Linked DNA regions of Homo sapiens: region 1 is linked to region 2. The links are chromatin loops, found by intact Hi-C in ENCODE. Cell type or tissue: MCF 10A. All regions are shown on one strand. Links, peaks and the distances in the headings refer to the core of each region. The heading gives the core; the rest is flanking DNA. Region 1 overlaps DMD (dystrophin). Region 2 overlaps DMD (dystrophin).

Region 1 (5,389 bases), core at 149-5,148, 400 kb before region 2:
TTTTATGTTGTGTATATTTTGCCACAATACAAAAATGGGGAAAAGCCTATTCGCTTTTAAGTATCCTTAAAAAGGCACAGCTTCTTCAGCTAACAGACTCTAAAACTTTTTTTAATAGAAGTATTAAGGTATTTAGAGAGTGCAAAATATCTTATTTTAAGTCAAGAAGTTAGGGTCCTGTTCCTAAACACTAGCCTCTGTAATCCTGGGGAAGTCAGTGCTGTTGGAGATCTCAGGTTGATCTTCTGAAAAATGATGGATCTAGGTAAAAGATATGTTTCTCCAGGTTTACATACCACGGACACCATCTTTACTTGGAAACTTTATTAAAAATGCATTGTGTCAGAAGCTCTCTGGGGATGGGTCGTGGAATCTGCATATGTAAAGAGCCCCTAGGTAGTTCTTGTGCCCACTTAAATTTGAGAACCACTAGACCAGATGTTTTGCTTATGGCCCTTTCAGCTCTGAAATTTGAAAAAAAAAAAAATGATTCTGCAAGACAGAGTCTCTGTGCTTTTGCAGGATAAAGAAATGAAGAAAATAATACTTCCTGCTTGTGTTGGAGCATTTTTTTCATTTGGTATCCCCATCTCCAGTGGCTAGCCAATCAAGAATAGTATTGTTTATTCTTCCCACTGTTTTGAAGATACAAAAGGAAAAGCTAAGCCAGATGACACCTAAAGGCTTCCATTACCATTTTCATGTTTTTCCCTTTGCATAAAAACTGTCCATGCCTCCATCAGAGCCATGATCACTAGTACAATGTTACACTCTAATGACTCATGACATTAAATTATATCTTAGCCTAATATGACCAAATTACAATATCAGAATAAAAATTTCTTTTTTCAGGTTGAATCCCATAACTTAATCCAATTATAATACTGGCTGAATTTTTCACAATTATGTCTCAGTCTTGATTTAGGGAATCTTCTCTTTATCATAAAAATGCATTTTGTTAAACATGTTTCATTATAATCAATTTCTCAAAAGTAAAGTTAATCAAGAGAAGGAAAAAAGGTTTTGTTTTGATTTGATTTGGAATGTGTATGTGTGTTTACTGTATTGAAATAGATTCTGTCTGAAAGACTGTATATAAGATAAAAAGTACAGAAGAGTAGTCAGAGAGTTATTACCCACCCCTGACTGATGGTGAATAGATTATCTAAGTATCCCGTAAAAGGCACAACTCCTTCAGGTATATTTTACAAATTAATTAGTAACTTTCTAGCCAAATTTGTGTCTTAAAGACACCAGCTAGAACTTGGTTAGTTCTAGCAAAGAAGATTATTTTATTCTGAAACAGGTTTTTGTTGTCGTTTTACTTATTTGAACTTTTTTCTTGAATATGTATTTCTTTGCACATAAAATATATTGACTTATGAATGTGATTAAAATGGAAAATAATTAGTTGATTTTAGAGAGACAGAGAGAGGAGAAGAGAAGTGTGAAGGAGAGAGGGAGGATAGAAAGGAGAGAGGGAGAACAGGAAGGACAGAGGGAGAATGGGAAGGAGAGGGAGAGAGAGAGACAGAGAGAGAGGAATGGAGTGGGTAATAAGCAAGAGAAAAATGCCAATCATATGCTTTGCTAGTGTGTAAAGTCTGATAACCCAAGGGAGAGAGGACTACTCTGGCCTAGTGAAACAAAGGAAAGAGAAATATGGTAGAATATTCTCCTGGTGCTTCACCAAATGTGACACCAGAAGTCTGACAGAAGTCATGTCAGCATTTGAGCTCCATAAAACTCAGGCTATCGACCTACCATGTGAGAGTCTCAAAATGAGTTTAGGTAGGGGCAGAGGAGTTGAAATCCAGTAACATATGCAACAGTGATCACACCAGGATTGCACATAGAAAGCAAATTAGTCCTCTAATAGAGACGCCAATTTGAAATTCACCCTCTGAGCAGGTTTTTAAGCACACTCTTCTTTTACTTTTCTATTTACAAAAATGGAACACCACCAGAAAAACAAGAATTTGAAAGACGAGATGAGAAAAGTAAGTTGTAATTGGAAACAGACAGAATGTGTACACAAACACACACACACACGCACACACACGTGCATGCACAGGTGATGAGAGAGTAGTTTGCCTACATGGTGTATCTGACTAAGAAGACTTTTTGCTCTGGTTGTCTTACAGGAAGTGACTAAATCTCATGATGTGAAATATTTTCTTGCATATTGTATTGGAAAAGAAAATAATTTTCCCAAACTCCTTAGGGGCAGTGTTGTCTTATAATTCCCATATAGTATATGCTCTTCAAGTAAGTAACTCCAGAGTTGAGTAAGACAAGACTCGTGACTCAGATGGCATGCTCTGCTCCCTAGACTAGACATTGCATCAGTCTGCCTATACTCACATCCGCTGTTAAAGGATTGCCTCCAGTAAAATATGTCTTTTAATTCCTTATACAAGAATCTGGAAAAAAAAAGTAAGATTCTCTATTTCTTAAATTTAGCAGCAGGTTAATCACTGATAACAATAAAAATACATAACAATCATCTAGCACGGGTAAATATTGTGGCAAAAATTACACCCTGAAGAATTCAGTCAAAGATATAAGTAAGTACACATCATTGTCATGTTCCACAATATATCATCTGCTTTAAAGAAACTGTTATGTAGCTGTAGTAGATTTAATCATTAATCCCATTTCTTCTCCACCTTCTGCAATCACAACCTTAACAATGCCTCCTTATGAGTGGAATGTACTTCCCAACCCCTAGTCTTAGGGGTTGGCCATGTGATTTGCTTTAGCAAATGGTAAATGAGCAGGAGTGAGAGGTGACAGTTTTCAGCCTAGGCCTTAAGAGATCTATACATTCCTGTTTGTGCTTCTGCTATCATTCTGAGAACACGTCCATCTAGGCTGCTGGTCTCAGGAAAACGATAAAAGACATGAACAGCAGGGCTGCACTAGCCATTCACATCCAGGAAAAGAAATGATTGTTGCATAAAGCCATTGAGCTTTATTCTACATTACTGTGACAATAGCTAATTGAAATAGTAAATATACTTTGGTTTTTCCTAAATGCATATTGAAAATTAATAATATTAGCCATCTGTATGATAAAAATATAAAGCCTATGTTTTATTTTTTAATGGTTCACTGCCCTAAATAAATTTCCAAAAAGTAGATGTTCCCTTGTCTAGTGATGTCATTATATTTTATTTATACATCATAAACACACTGTTTATTTCTGCTCATTTTTTTGTAAGTAACATGTGTTACCGCCAATCTTGAGATGATACACACACTTCTGTACTAAATTTTGGAAAACATATTAGCTACCCACTCCTTATATCAAAATATTGCCTAATAATGTGTTTTGTTTTAATCCTTCATGAATTTCCAGGAGAACTGAACTGATACTTGGGTTTGTGAGATATATGAAAATAGTGAACATGAACTTCTGGTTTAACCCTTGTGATGATAATGGAATCATAGCTCTGTTAATTACTCTTGTGGTTTGTCTTCCTAGAGATAATCATGTACAAAATTCCTTTCCAATTTGTTATATAATATTAGAAATACTTCCAAAATTGGCATGGATTTATTGTTATCATTTGTTGGCACAATCATTAAAACGAAACCCATAAAGCTAGATAATTAAATGTTTACAAAGCTATAGTACTCAAAACAAAAACACTGTGAAAAGAGATTTTTTAAATAATAGTTTTTGCATGCCTTTTGAATAATTGGATTATTCTGAATTTCTTCATGTTTAGTCCCTGAATCTAAGTCATACCGTCTACATAAAAATAGATGTCAGCTGAAGAAAACCAGGCAATGGATTTGTCTTGACGACAATCTTTTTATATGTTCAGACTTCATTTAACATTAGACTTGTCTGTATTTGAAATTGGTATTTCTTTACATTTCTGAATTTAGGGAAATGGCACAAGAGAATAACATTAATTTCCTCTGCATTTTGGCCTAATCAAATTTGAGCCTTTCAAGAGACACAGCCAAGTCAATTCAAAGAGACATATGAAAAGACTACTGTTAATGTATCTTTAAAATGAATTAGCGGCATGAACTGTTGCTAGGTGAGTTAGGTATAGTTGTAGTTTTTAGTAACCCTAAGAGAAGATGCAGTGCATTCTAAAATGTCACAAGGAGTTTGATTGCTCAAAATTCTGGGAGATTGGCTCTCTGCAAGGCTTCTTGATGTCATTGTTCCTAGAGGAATGTTGTTCCAGTACCTATAGCGATTGCAGCCATAACTATTTATGTGTCATTGTAGCCATTGTTATTACTACATGCTTCACATACCTCTACTGAGGTCTAAAGAATTAGTGGACTTCATATTCTGGAGAGAACACTTGAAGAACCAAACAGAAGTTTGATGTGAATCTGCATATCCACCATTATTGTTCATAGGTTCTCAGGATTAGTTGAGTGATGCCTTAAAGAAAGAAAGTCAGATGATAGGTCTTCCTGCTGCCCGCACCACATCATGAGTGTTATTCCTATAGAGGAGGAGTAAAGAGTGGGAAGAAAATGAAATCTGTCAATACTGTGAATATATAAATAATAAAAGTAGCAGTAGGACTGATTAATTCTGAATCATCTTTATGAAATGACTGGAGCCGTGAAAATGCTCAGTCTGCACAGCTGATTGAGAAATGTATGCAATCTGTTGATCGGAATTTATTTGTGAATGCTCTCTTCCAGAGATTTATATACCAGAGTTCTTAAAACGAATTTTGTCCCCATGAAAAGAAAACTACAGATCTGTAAGACTGCAATTTAAAATGGAAGAAAACATGTTCCCACTTGAAGAACAACTTTCAAACAAACAACTGATACAAAAAAGTCAAAAGCTGTTTTGTTTTATATAATAGTTTCAGAATACTTCCAGTCAATATATACCTTGGTTTGGTGAAAAAATAAAAAGCTAAATCCTTAGATCATTAACTAGAAATTTTTGTAAAATAAATAAAAGCCGTGGGTTTTAGTGCAGTGATCCCATGAAGAGGAATATATTCACCATTGGTCTCTTAATCTCAGATAGAATGTACATGTTACTTTATTTTATAACGAAAGCAACTGTGTTGTGATATTATGTATAATATTATAACAGGAGAAGTCCTCTTAGCTAACTCAGTAATCAATAACATTGTACGTTGTGTGTTATTGTAACCAAAAACTATGACAGAACCCCATTTCATAAGATCAGTTTATCCACCTATATGATTTATATTTGAATATTCATTTCAGTACTTATGTTGCTTAAACAAAGCTACTGTATTAGTCCATTTTCATACTGCTATAAAGAACTGCCCGAGACTGGGTAATTTCTAAAGGAAAGAGGTTTAATTGACTCACAGTTCCACATGGCTGGGTAGGCCTCAGGAAACTTACAATCATGGCAGAAGGT
Region 2 (5,354 bases), core at 355-5,354:
TACTGTAATCTTGTTTAGCTGTTACCCACTAGGGAAAGAATGGTTTTCTCTCAGTCAGATGCTAAAGAGATTAAAGAACACCTCGTAGGTTCCGTTTTCTAGTAATTATTGGTTCCATTCTCCAGCTATCAACCTTGGCAGCTTGCCATCCCTATCCTTCCTCCTGGAATTGGATGCCCTTGAAGTGCGCTTCTTGCACTAGGAAGTCTTTCTCGTCAGTTTATCATTTCTCATTCAAAGCAAATTCTACCTGGCCAGGTATCTCTAGCCCAGTTCCTAATTCTCCTAATAGAAGTTTCTTTTATTTCAAGTGGATTCATGCCCCTTGGCCCACCAGACATGTTGCCATTGAGAAATAGCAGCTTTAATGGGAAATACACATGAGACACAAAAATGTGACTAGGCTAAAATCATATGAATAGTAGTCACTCCTAAAAGGACTTTGGTTTGGGTATGTCACAGAAATTTCTGTAGCCATCCATATCCAATTTCTAGCTTTTCAGTCTCAGGAAAGTAGGCCCACCAAATTCAACTTAAATATCTGTCACTGATTCAAGCTGTCCCAATTGTCCCTCCACCCACTAATGGCTTTCCACACGGAGTAATGGGGCAAATAGCTATTTTTTTAAACACATAATGTTATGACAGATGAAACATACAGCACGTAAGCCTTCTATCACATGCCCAATACCTTTGTTAAACCTTCATCATCACAATTGATGGCCACACAGTGTTTATTGAGATTGTTATAAATCATTGTTCTTCAGATTTGACTGGGTAAATATTCCCTCAGGTTATTTCCTGACACAGCTGATTAATAACAGATATGTCCTGTGAAAGAAGAACCAAAAGACATTAACGAATACTAACCAAAAGCCACATTAATATTGCTCCATGGTGTTGTAGTCGCAGTTAGAACGCCCATCTCGTCATCCAGTGTGTTGGATAGGTTGGCTGACTCTCCCACTCACATCTTGGCTCTTTCAAGGAGGAGGAGGTTTTAGCAGAGTCCCCCACCCCAAGAGGCATCTGAGTCTAAGCCAAGGGAGCATATTATTCTCTTATTTTAAACCTCTCCGTAGGCAGCAACATTATATTAGGTTTTCCCTTTAAAAAAAAAAAAAAGTATCGGCTGGGCTCGGTGGCTCACGCCTGTAATCCCAGCACTTCGGGAGGCCGAGGCAGGCAGATCACGAGGTCAGGAGTTCGAGGCCATCCTGGCTAACACGGTGAAACCCCATCTCTACTAAAAATACAAAAAATTAGCCAGGCGTGATGGCGAGCGACTGTAGTCCCAGCTACTCGGGAGTCTGAGGCAGGAGAATGGCGTGAACCTGGGAGGCGGAGCTTGCAGCGAGCCGAGATCGCGCCACTGTCCTCCAGCCTGGGTGACAGAGCAAGACTCGGTCTCAAAAAAAAAAAAAAAAAAAAAAGAAAAAAGAAATAAAAAAGTATCTTTGGTGGTTTCCTTCCCCTTGCAACAATCTCACCTTTTTCCTTTTATCATTAATTTTAAGCCAAACCTCTTCCCCAGCTACACACACACACCACACAATGCAGACAGTCCCCAACTTGTGAAGTTTCAACTTAACAATTTTTTGATTTCACAGTGATGCAAAGTGATATGCATTCAATAGAAACTCTACTTCTAGATTTGAATTTTGATCTTTTCCAAGGCTAGTAATATGCGGTATGATACTCTCTCCCCTTGCTGGGCAGCAGCACTGAACCTCAGCTCCCAGTCAGCCACAAGATCATGAGGCTAAACAACTGACACTTTACTGTGTAAGGTGTTGCTAGACAGTTTTGCCCAACTGTAGGCCGATGTAAGTGTTGGGAGCACATTGAAGGTAGGCTAGGCTAAGCTGTGAGTTTCAGTTAGTTAGGTGTATTAAATGCATTTGTGACTTAAGATATTTTCAACCTATGATGGGGTTGTGTGATAGCTTCAATTAGGCAAGGCACAAGGAAGGAGTAATCCATTCCATTGATCCTTGTGGAATGCTTGTGCTTAAGTACCAACTAATAGCCATAGTATCTTATTTTGGAATATTACCAGCCTTTGAAACTCTTAATTGTAGCCCCAGTTCAGGGACTACTAGGTCTGGCATCAAAAAAGAAACCTGTAGTGACATAGGGAATACCTGTAAGTGCCCCACTTGAATTATCTTTTTAATTGTAACTGGTCTCACAGGTGTAGCCCATTTCTCAAAAATGATAGTTGCTTCAGCTTTTTGGTTGGGACTCCACCTGCAGGCCAGAGAGGGTGAAGCCCAGTGGAAAGAAATTCTGAACTTAACATTAGCTTTTGGATTTTTTTTTAGCAGCCTTGCCATCAGTTTGCAATTGCCTCCTAATCCATTTTGTTAGCTCCTTAGGTTCAAGTTCTCTCACTTCCAGATTCCACTAGAAAGTTACACCATCAGTAACCAATTTCAAAGCCTGTGTTACTTTTCAACCAAGCGTAGCTTGTTGAGCAACTTCAAAGGTTCTTTTTCATCCCTTTTATCAGAATCTTCTTTTTTTCTTTCTAAATAATGCCTCAGTCATACTTTTAGCTAAGAATGAGTTGGAGGTGTTCTAAACAATCTTGCTTCTGACACTCACTGCCCTGACAGTGGAAGTTAAACAGGGTTCAATTGCTAAAGAGGACTCACAGGAACCAAATGACAGTGCTTACGAATCTAGAGTTCCTTGCAGAAAAAGGATGCAATATACCCACAACATTAAAACAAGAATAAGTGTCACAGCCACAGCCTGCCTCACAGCATAGGGTCCAGAGAGGACAGGTGCAAGCTATAATTGCCCTCTGTCTGCAAGAGCCACACCACGATGCATTTTCTCTCTTGGAACAAGAGCTACTGATGTGAGCACAGAACACCTTGGAAACCAGGGAGCACAAATTGGAGTTTCAGCCAGGGTTTCTTATATCCCGTGGGTAACCTAGGCATACTGTTCCTATGTAACCAGCCTCAAACTCAGTGGCTTCCGTTGGTCTGACTGTGCCCGGGTAAAAATGGTCAATGTTACTGTTAGCAATAAACAATGGTGATAACCTGCAACCCATGGCTACACTTCAACACAGTAAGTCACTTTGAAAAGCAAGTGCTTTGACCAGGGCTCTGCACTGTGTAGATATTTTAGCAAGTCATCTCGTGCCAACTCCAGCCTCTCTGGAATTAACCCTTACTGCACAGACAACTACATCAAAGTGCATTGACTTTCTTGAAGTGCAAAGATTTGCTTGGGAGGTCCCTCAGCCATAAGTGTAAGTTGCCTGTAGAGTGGCATGCCTGGGCAAGAAAAATCAGCAAACATACAGCAGTTCTTCCACCATTACTCACCTCTTTCTGTTTCTGTGCTAATTAGATCACAGAATTATTTATACATCAACATAGAATATACAGATTGACCTATAGGATGAACTTGGGGTTATATGGGCACCATGAGACTTTTTTTTTCTCCACTAACCAACTTTTTGGTGCTTCTGTTTTATCCTACTGTTGTCATTAGCATGGAATGCAGAATGGTTTTCCTGTTCTGTAAAGTCAGTAAGGACACCTTCTGCCACCCACTTTTCCCCCTTACAATATGTACCTCCATGAGAAATCAGAAAACCTAGATATCCTGCCATAACACCCAGAGTGAGTCTCCATATCTCTGGTCTCAGTTGTCTCAACTGCAAAATGATTTTAAAGCAACCTTCTGGCTCTAAGAGTCTATCACTCTGTAAAAGACAAAAAAAATCTGTCTTACATAGGAAGGAATAGCAAGAGTTAGCTACTGTGGCATACATAGAAAGGAAAAGAATGAGCTTTTGAAGCTAGAAGGTTGAGAAGATGATTAGGCACAACCAGAGCCTCAGGAACCATTAGTGGGATCCCTGTGTTGAAGTCCTGCCTGCTCGCCGCCCCCCAACCGCCACTGTCTGCTTTTCCTGCACAGCAAAGAGGATCCTGGAGAGTCAGCCATTTCTTTTATCCTGTCCCCACCCTCTCTCACCCCCACAGCCCTCATGCATAGGGTACCACCACATGGTCCCTGTTCTTCAATGGCTTCAAAGCCTATAGCATCCTCTACTGTAAACATAATTTAGAAAGTGAAGATGTATTAGAATACTTGGGTTTTTATGTAGCTTTAAAGATATATCTACTAGTGAATACACACAAACACACACACACACACACACACATACACACACACATATATATATATATATATATAATATATTTAATGGAAATTCCTAGCTTAAGGAAACAATGGTTTCACACAACTGTATCTGCTGGTTGCTTATTGAGGGTCCTAGAAAGAGCTAATCATTACATTTAATGTTTCATCAAAAAGTCTAGGTGTGTTCTCTAAGATGCTCATTTTGAAAAGCATATGCATGGCAATTAAATTGTCCCTATTGATATTCTCACCTCCTTTTCGGGTCCATAGCATGGATTGTGTATACCTAAATGGAAATTTTTTCAAAATAGCTCCATGAAAGTTGAATTCTGTTTGACATGTTTGTTTAGGGAAATGTGCTCTTCAGTCTTCTGTGATGGATTGTTCTTGTGTTTAACCACATCCAGTTTTAGCAGAGCACACTGCACAGTATTTCTCTCCTAACTGTGTCATCTTCTGCTCCTGTAATTTCAGAGCAATTGCTTTGCTCCCCTCTGGAGCTATTTCTACTCAACATTTGCTGTTCTATGTGTTACCCATTCACCTGTACAGAGATAAGAGCAGGCCCCATAAAATGAAATGCATGCAGTTTTTCTCTGTTCATTTCCATCACACGGCTAAATAAGACTCTTAATACAAAAGTGATTCGAAAAATTTTCACTAGTTACTTCTTAAATGCCTGGATCAGAGGCAAAATATTTATGATGACTAAAGCAGAGTAACAAAAAAGAAAATAATTGAAAAACTTCAAACCACCCATAGCTTCCTTCAGTATATAAGGAAACATGTTGGGAATATTGGTGTTTGGAAGAAATCCATTCCTCTCTTCCAGTAATGGAGCTGGCATACCGTGTTTCTAAGTGTTCCTACTACGTGCACTTGAGTATGTGCCCTCTGAGGAAAACAAGCACACAGAAGAGAGAGAGAAGAAAAGTTTGAGTCTTTTGTCTCTGGACCTCGCTCCAGCCTCCCACGCAGTCTTCTTTCAGCCATTCCCTCCTCACGTCCTCCCGTCCTCCTGCCTCCTTGCATTGCTTTTTAAAATTCTTTATTATTTTTCTCACTTGATTCTTCAGATAAGTCTCCCAAGTTATCTTCCTTCCTCCCACTTTAAAGAAAGTCTCAGCTTCCATGAAAAGGGTCATTTCTCTATCTTTAGAGTATTTCAGAGCAAAAACAGAGGG

Evidence for each region. Peaks named below come from ENCODE experiments on the same cell type or tissue, not always from the same donor. Only the 100,000 strongest peaks of a DNase experiment are listed, where the experiment ranks them.
Region 1: a loop joins it to region 2, with 7 times the contacts of the local background. A loop is called at or near these places in 3 of 110 quality-filtered maps.

The regions. Positions count from the first base shown.
Region 1 is chrX:31,606,182-31,611,570 of GRCh38, reverse strand. The region is part of intron 55 of DMD (dystrophin); the gene reads left to right. Among named protein-coding and RNA genes, the nearest start is that of FTHL17, 540 kb to the right of the region's middle. In MCF 10A, for the core only: no CTCF peak of the experiment used is centred there; a DNase peak (open chromatin) is centred at 2,300.
Region 2 is chrX:31,211,017-31,216,370 of GRCh38, reverse strand. The region is part of intron 64 of DMD (dystrophin); the gene reads left to right. Among named protein-coding and RNA genes, the nearest start is that of FTHL17, 140 kb to the right of the region's middle. In MCF 10A, for the core only: a CTCF peak has its summit at 2,230 (motif pointing left); no DNase peak of the experiment used is centred there.